Regions from separate parts of the Homo sapiens genome. Here region 2 is linked to region 1. A link is an interaction called in ENCODE POLR2A ChIA-PET data of the cell type or tissue named here. Cell type or tissue: PC-9. All regions are shown on one strand. Each heading gives the region's core, and the rest is flanking DNA. Links, peaks and the distances in the headings are about the cores only.

Evidence for each region. Peaks named below come from ENCODE experiments on the same cell type or tissue, not always from the same donor. Only the 100,000 strongest peaks of a DNase experiment are listed, where the experiment ranks them.
Region 2: POLR2A ChIA-PET joins it to region 1 with 9 read pairs; 2 of 35 experiments call an interaction of 5 or more read pairs at or near these places.

The regions. Positions count from the first base shown.
Region 1 is chr10:73,892,347-73,896,737 of GRCh38, forward strand. No RefSeq gene overlaps it. Among named protein-coding and RNA genes, the nearest start is that of PLAU, 17 kb to the right of the region's middle. In PC-9, for the core only: no CTCF peak of the experiment used is centred there; DNase peaks (open chromatin) are centred at 535, 1,265 and 2,385; H3K27ac peaks cover 3,162 bases.
Region 2 is chr10:75,261,104-75,265,494 of GRCh38, forward strand. No RefSeq gene overlaps it. Among named protein-coding and RNA genes, the nearest start is that of COMTD1, 27 kb to the left of the region's middle. RefSeq lists an enhancer at 337-1,984. In PC-9, for the core only: no CTCF peak of the experiment used is centred there; DNase peaks (open chromatin) are centred at 1,158, 1,748 and 2,918; H3K4me3 peaks cover 459 bases; H3K27ac peaks cover 3,781 bases.

The DNA.
Region 1 (4,391 bases), core at 302-4,301:
AAAAGAAAAAAAGAAAAAATGTTGACTGATTATTTTTGTTTCTCTAGCCCTGCAACTGAATTATTTAGCTCCCTGAATCTCAGACTGCCTTCCCTCTATGCAGTTAAGTGCACTGTGTCAGAGCATGTGAAATAGAGCCTCACTTTGAGGACTGATGAGAGGAGGCCCTTCGTTATCTCTTTGACGTCTTGTACCTGACTGGCTTTCAGTTCCTACAGTGCTCTGAGTTCCTTTCTGCCTCATGTCAACTCCTCTGCCTGGGAAGTTCTTTTTCCCCTTACGACAGGCTCCCTCGTGGCCATTCTTCAGGATTCAGTGTCAATGTCACCTCCTCAGTGGGATATTCCACTTCATCCGCTCCTCCGCCCCTCACCAGGTTATGTCCCTCTGCTGTACATTCGCACAGGCCATTGTATTCCTTCTTAGCATATTCACTATCATTCCTTACATATTGGTTGAATTTGTATTTACACTGTGGTTGCATCATGAATGCAGTTTACTTACTCAAACCCGACCACACACTCAGCTGAAAAAGCCCAAAACAAAGAAATTCCTTTATTTAGAGTCACATGCCACCGTTAAAGCCAGATCTTGACAGCTACTGCCCCAGGGTCACAACCAAAGTACAAAGAGAAATAGATGTTATTTCTCGGCTTTTGTGCTTCTGAATGCCTAGGTCCTGGTAATGTAAGGGATTTGCAGGAATAAGTTGGCTATCTTTATGTCCCAGACTGATTTTAGAATCTGCCACTATTCCCATAAATGCAGAAGGTGGAAATCCATTGTATTATCTGGCTCCCCTCTGAATTGAAGCTCCACGAGGACAGGTTATGGGCTTGCCTTTATCATTGCTGGATCCCCAGAGTCTAGCACAGTGCTGGACACATAGTAAGTACTCAGTACATCTTGGGTTGATGGATAAATGATGCTAGGTGGATGACGGATAATGGATGATGGATGGAAGAGGGATGGTCAGAGCCATGAGGACCAGCACAGTGCAGGATGTCCCTGGAGATAGGCTAATACTTGATCCGACTTAACTACTGGGGGTGGGGAAGAAGGATGAAGGAAATGAGATGGTTGCACTACTCCAATGGAACGGACTTGCCAAAGGCCTGTACTTTTGCAGATCTCCAAGGATTTTTTAAATCCCACGCTCTACTTTCCCCCAAACTAAGATCATCGGATTAGAGCCTTAACCAAGGCAGTGTAGCCGCCGCTGAGTCACTACACAGTCCTACTGTACCCCCTCGGGGCTCAGACAGTGGGCACCTCCCAGTTTGGATTCCTATCCTGACCCAAAAACCCCACCCAACTCCCTGCTGTGACCTTGCTCCTTATACTTTCCCTGTCCTCGCCCAAAGCTTTGTTTGACCCCAGTGCCAACCCTGATCTTGATCACAATTGCTTTTACAGCCCTGGTGCCGATCCCAGCAATCCCAACCTTGATTCCCATATATACATATTTTAAAAAAATGTTTGGAGACTGGATCTTGCTATGTTGCCCAGGCCAGTTTCAAACTCCTGTCCTCAAGTGATCCTCCTGCCTCAACCTCCTGAGTAGCTGGGACTACAGATGTGCCACCATGCCTGGCTTTGATTCCCATCTTGACCCTAACCTTGGCCCAGGTATGTCTTTGCTTCTGATCCTGAGTACCTTGTACATCTGTGCATCTATGCCTTTTTTTATTATTAGTTTTGGCTATTTATAAAGCTTTTGCACACATTATTTCATTTGACATTTACAACTTTACATAATCATCCTATCTTACACACGAGAAAACTGAGACTTGTGAAAAATGCCTAAGGCCACACAGCTAGTAAATGGGGGAAACTAGATCAGATTCAGGTCTTCCAGCTTTAAATCCAGCACTACAGGAGCCTGGGTGGCTGAAGCTCCCCATATAGGTCTCCGTTGCCCTTGTGAAGCCATGAGTTCAAAACCAGCATGGGTAACAGAGTGAGCAAAACAAAGGATCTCGGGGTTCTAATAGTAGTGGTGATAACAATAACCTTAGCTTACTGGGGAATTCCCTCATGACAAGCAGAGTGCCAAGAAGCTCTTCATGCACCAGCTATCTTATCCCCACAGCAATGCTATGGAGCTTGATAGCCCCATCTCACAGAGGAAACCATGGCTTATGGAGGTTAACGGCTTATGTGTTTAAGGTAGCACAGCTAACAAGAGTTTGAGCCAGAGTTTCAACCCAAGTCTCTCTGACTTTAATTGCAGTTCACTCCAATCTTTATAAAGAAATGAGATGGGGCAACAGGAAGCAGCTGGAGCCCAGTCTTCTAACCATGGGCCCGCCATACCTTTTGAGCTGTAGTGCCAAATTCCAGGGTATTGTGTTTGATCACCAAAACTGGGTTAAAAATGAGTCAAGCCTTGGCAGAACTGACTCACTGTGGTGTCTGTCAGCTCTAAAAGGAGACAGGAAGCCTCAGAGGGCAACTGCGGACTGACCAGTGGCCAGTGGAAGAAGGTCTCAGAAGCATCCTACCGCAAACCCTGTGGGTGATAAACACAGAAATCCATGTGCCTGCCAAAGAAAAAAAGACTCAGACTCAAAGTTCATTTTTAAAATTAGACCTGCCAGTCCCCATTTCTTTCTCCATACTCAATGTTAAATTGTATTAGATGTGATATTATTGTGGTTATTTATGAGAAAATTTTTGTTCTTAACAGATATAAACTGAAGTGTTTGGGGTGAAGTGTCTCAATGTCTTGCTTTCAAATTGCTAAAGAAAAAATAATTAAAATGAGGTGCATACACATGGCCACCCCGTGTGGAGGGGGCAGGAGACAGAGAAGGCAATTATGAAGAAAGGTGAAAATTGTCAGCCCTATCCGTAGCAGAACTCCATTTGAGTCAACTTCTCTTTCTTTCTTTTTTTTTTTTTTTGAGACGGAGTCTCACTCTGTCCCCCAGACTGGAATGCAGTGGTGCAATCTCGGCTCACTGCAAGCTCCACCTCCCGGGTTCACGCCATTCTCCTGGCTCAGCCTCCCAAGTAGCTGGGACTACAGGCGCCCGCCACCACGCCCGGCTAATATTTTGCATTTTTAGTAGAGACAGGGTTTCACCGTGTTAGCCAGGATAGTCTCGATCTCCTGACCTCGTGATCCACCCGCCTTGGCCTCCCAAAGTGCTAGGATTACAGGTGTGAGCCATAGTGCCCAGCTGGGTCAACTTCTCTTTCATCTCTAACACTCACACTTGATCCTTGTCCCTTGCCAGCAGGTTCTTTATCTCCATCCCAGTCCCCACCCCCATCTCAGTTCACATCACTGAATGTCGTTGCTGCTGTCTTCTCACGTCTCTGAGTCTCAGTCTCAGAGTCTGCTAGATCCTTCTGTTGTGGGATCCTTTTGTTTTGGGTAACTTTTTTTGTAGCAAAATATATCAACATAAAATTTACCATTTTATTTTATTTTATTTTATTTTTATTTTTTGAGATGAAGTCTCAGGCACTGTTGCCCAGGCTGGAGCATAGTGGCACCATCTTGACTCACTGCAACGTCTGCCTCCCAGGTTCAAGAGATTCTCCTGCCTCAGCCTCCCAAGTAGCTGGAATTACAGGCATCCACCACCATGCTTGGCTAATTTTTGTATTTTTAGTAGATACAGGGTTTTCACCATGTTGGCCAGGCTAGTCTTGAACTCCTGACCTTAGGTGATCCACCCACCTCGGCCTCCCAAAGTGCTGGGATTACAGGCATGAGCCACTGTACCCAGCCAAAATTTACCATTTTAAAAATTATTATTTATTTTATTGTGGTAAATTATACATAACATAAAATTTACTTTTTTTTGAGACAGATTCTCACTCTGTCACCCAGGCTGGAGTGCAATGGCATGATCATGGCTCACTGAAGCCTCAACCTCTGGGGGTCAAGTGATCCTCCCACTTCTGTCTCCTGGGTAGCTGGGACCACAGGTATGTGCCACCATGCCTGGCTAATTTTTTGTAGAAATGGAGTTTCACTATGTTGCCCAGGCTGGTCTCGAGCTCCTGGGCTCAAGCAACCCACCTACCTCAGCCTCCCAAAGTGCTGGGATTACAGGGGTGAGCCACCGTGCCTGCCACCTACCCTGCCCTACTTTTTATTTATTTATTATTATTTATTATTATTATTATTTTTTAGACAGAGTCTCACTCTGTTGCCTAGGCTGGAATGCAGTGGCGCAATCAAGCCTCAAACTCCTGGGCTTGGCCGGGCACAGTGGCTCACACCTGTAATCCCAGCACTTTGGGAGGCCAAGGTGGGTGGATCGCCTGAGCACAGGAGTTCGAGACCACCCTGGGCAACATGGTGAAACATGTATTTCTCTACTAAAATACAAAAAATTAGCTGGGCATGGTGGCATGCGTCTGTAGTCCCAGCT
Region 2 (4,391 bases), core at 228-4,227, 1.4 Mb after region 1:
CAGATATTGCCAAATGTCCCCGGGAGTCCAAAATCATCTCAGATTGAGAACCACTGATGTAGGACATGTCTCAGAATTGTCCCATCCATGAGGTGAGGGAGCTGGGGTATTTATACTCCAACTCCCATTCGTCATTGTTTTAGGGCTGCTTTGTGGGCATCAAGTCCCTAGCACCTCTAGCTTGTCCTGAGGGTTGACTGAACATGATCCCAGGCCAGAGGGAGCTCTCAGGCAGTATTGTAGGCACCCATAGTATGAAGCCACCAGTGTGTATGGAAATATTGAGGACTGAGGGGGTGTGGGCACTCATAGTGCAGCTACATGGATCTTGCCATGCGTAGCATTGGAGACCATGATTCCTCCTAAGATTTGCAGCTCAGCCTGGAAGCCCGTGTTCCTGGGGCTTTGCAAAAGGAGCATTGCATGTGCCAGGGCATACAGTGTTGAAACCAACCTAACCCTGGGCAAGCCGTTGGCTCCTTGGCTGATTCTTGGTTCTGTGCTCTGTCACAGGCCTGGCCCAACTGCTGCAGAATGAGGAAAGATGGCCTTGGAGAATTTCAGATTGAAAATCTCTAAATGATCTTGTTTGCTGGGTAGAAGGCATTAGGGGAAGGAAGTGCCCATAGAATTCTCTTCCTCTCCCTCCCTCCATCTCAGCTCCATAAAACAAGTCTCAGCTTTCTGTACCCACCTCTGACCTCTAAGGGTGCTCTCCTTTTTCAGTATGCTGTGTGACTCTGGGCAAGGCATACCTCCTCTCTGGGCCTCAGTCTGTCTTCTGTAAAACATGGGGGTGGGGTGGACCAGATGACCTTGAAATATCCTGCCAGCTCCAGTGGCTGCTGAGAGCCCACGGAGGCAGCGGGGAGCCTCCAGGCAGCCAGAGCCCGGGGGCCAGCGGAAAATGTGACTTCGTTACAGCTCGGCCCCCAGTGGCGCTGCTGGCCTCTGATCTTTGAACATTTCCATAGTGCACCCGACACGTCGGGCCCGGTCATAGCCCGGCGCAGCCCCTCGCTCACTCAGGAACATCTGCTACAGCATTTACCACGTTAATAGATTAGCTTTGAGAATCGGGCAGGTGTTTTCCAACCAAGCCAGAAAACATCAAAATCACATTGCTCTCCAAGCCTTTCCGCACAGGCAATCGAGTTAGAATGACTCATATGGTCTAACAGATAATAAAACACACATAACATTTGCTTTAAGGTACAGGTGGGGGTATTTTGTCCCGCACATAGGAGAAACAAAAACTCACTCTATTTGGGAACAGGGTAATTGAATACAGATGGGAGGAGGTAAATGAAAGAATTTAGCAAATATCTCAGTGGAATAGCTAATGGGAATGAGACAGAATAGGAAATTAAAAATTATTCGAAGCAGATGGACCATTCTTTGAGTTTTTAAAAATTTATTAGGGCCGCGAGAAAATGTGTCTGTTTATTTTCTGCGGCCATGAAATTAATGACTTGGTGAGTTTTGCTTGTGCAATTTTATGACTGCCATGTCATCTGTCATAATTTGGGGACTGTTTGATATGGATTTATGAGTGTCCCCACCCCCCCGCCCCTCCCTGATTTATTGGTGTGGGTCATGCGTGAATTAGGCTGTCCCCTTTTGAGGGAGCAGCTCGGATGGTGGCGTAACCTCGCAGGCCCTGGGCAGGGGCTCCGGGGAATTCCTGGCCAAAAGGTGAGTGGAAAAGCTGTGAGGAAGCAGCAGGCTCACCTGGCTGAACTTCCTCTACTCGGGTGACCTCAGCCTGCCCTGGCCAGGGAGGAGGTGTCAAGACCGGGAAAACCAGCCCAGGCTGCTTGTGCTTGGCTGGGGCTAGGGTGGGGCCGTTGCTGTAGCCTCAACCCAGTGTAAGGGCCACCTGGCTCCTTGTCCCTCCAGTCCTTACAGCCGTGCTCACCTGCCCCCAGACCTGAAGCTCAGGGAAGGAGAAAAATATTCACAGTTATTTGGGGTCTGGTTGTGCCTGGCCAGGTGCTGGGGTTTAAGTACATTTTCTAGATGGTGGTTAACATAGGGCTTTGCAACCCGCAGACATGAATTCAGTTTTGCTTTGATTCTTCTGAGCTGTGTGTCTCTGGGCTGATCACTACCCTCTCTGAACCTTGATTTCCTCATCTTTAAAAAACAAAATAGGGCCAGTGCGGTGGCTCATGCCTGTAATCCCAGCACTTTGGGAGGCTGAAGCAGGTGGATTGCCTGAGCTCAGGAGTTCAAGACCAGCCTGGCCAGCATGGTGAAACCCAGTCTCTACTAAAAAGTACAAAAAATTAGCTGGGTGTGGTAGCACGAATCTGTAATCCTAGCTACTTGGGAGGCTGAGGCAGGAGAATCACTTGAACCTGGGAGGCAGAGGTTGTAGTGAGGCAAGATAGTGCCACTGTGCGCCAGCCTGGGCAACAGAGCCAGACTCCATCTAAAAAAAAAAACAAAAAACCAACCAATCAAACAAAAAACCAAAATAGAAGCATCTAACATTAGGGAGTTTTTGAGGATCAAATGAGATATTGTAACAACCCCTGCCCCCAAACACACATAGCAAAGAGCTAGTAAGTGGTAACTATTATTATTCTTAATAATCATCCCATCAACATCTTACAGTAGATATTATTATTTCCCCCTGACAGGTGGGGAAACTGAGGCTCAGAGAGTTTGAGTGATTTGCCAGAAGTTACACAGTTAAGGGGATGAACCTGGGCTTTCTTCCATAATGCTGGAGCCCATCTTGTTCTGAATTGGGATATGCCAGGCCTCAGTGGCACAGTTCAGGGCTACAGACTCATGACCTTGTCCTGTAGTTCCTCTGGCTGGGGCCTAATCTCATTCCATACCCAGCCTAGAGGTCTACTGCAAACTCTGTCCTGGTGACTAGTCAGGCAGCAGAGACAGAGAGCCTCTTATCAATCCCATTGCTGGGGCCAGCTGGGCACCTTGCCCAGGTGAGGGTGGAGGAGTCTGTCCAGTCTCAGGAACAGGCCCATCCCAATCCCCTTACCTATTCTGACCCAGCTCATTGGACATTGGAGAGCAGGGCTTGCAATGGCAGGGCTGGAGGCCCCACTCAGGCCAGGGAGTTCTCTGACGGCGAAGCCCCGCTTTTAACTAAATGTCATGCCCGGTGGTGTTTGACCTCAGAACAGGCTGTGGGTAGCATTGGGTCTCATCTAAGTTCTTCTTTTCAGCTCCACCTGTTCCCAGAAGCCCAGTCCAAGCCCGCTCTGTGCCTCTCTCAGCATCTCCAAATTAGAAACAAAAAAAACTATTTGCTGGACGAGTGCGGTAGCTTATGCCTGTAATTCCAGCATTTTGAGAGCCGAGGAGGGCAGATCACTTGAGGTCAGGAGTTCAAGACCAGCCTGGCCAACATGGTGAACCCTGTCTTTACAAAAAATACAAAAATTAGCAGGGCTTGGTGGCAGGTGTCTGTAATCCCAGCTACTTAGGAGGCTGAGGCAGGAGAATCGCTTGAACTCGGGAGGCGGAGGTTGCAGTGAGCCGAGATTGCACCACTGCACTCCAGCCTGGGCGACAGAATAAGACTCTGTCTCAAACATACAAACAAACAAAAAAACTCCTATTTGCTGAGCCCCTGTGGTGGTCCAGGCACTGTGCAAGGTGACTTGTTCATGCAGGCAGTCATTTATTCTTTCATTCGTTAAATATCTGCTGAACACCTATTACATGCCTGGCACTGTCCTAGCACTAGGGCTATGGCAGGGAACAACACAGACGAGGTCCCTGCCCTCACTGAACTGACATTCCAGTGGAGAGGATGGGCAGGCAACAGCACATCACTCTGTAACGTGTCAGGTAGCATTAGGAACTTTGAAGAACGTTAAAGCAGAGTAAGGGAGAGGAAAGGATGGGCCTGAAGGAGCAGGGATCTATTGTAGATAGCCTGATCAGGGAGGCCTCTCCGAGAAGGTAACATATGAGCTGTGGCTAGCCATCCAGGGAGTTTCCAGGCACAGGGAATGGCAAGTGCCTGGGCCCTGAGGTGGGAGGATGGCTGGTGAGTTTGAGAACAACAATGCCAGGGTGGCTGGAGCAGAATAAACAAGGAGAATTATTTTATTTTATTTTATTTATTTATTTAGAGATGGAGTTTCACTCTTGTTGCCCAGGCTGGAGGGTAGTGGCGCGATCTCGGCTCACTGCAACCTCTGCCTCCCAGGTTCAAGCAATTCTCCTGCCTCAGCCTCCTGAGTATCTGGGATTACAGGCACGCACCACCACGCCCGGCTAATTTTGTATTTTTAGTAGAGATGGGGTTTCACCATGTTGGTCAGGCTGGTCTCGAACTCATGACCTCAGGTGATCCGCCTGCCTCGGCCTCCCAAAGTGCTGGGATTACAGGCGTGAGCCACTGCAGC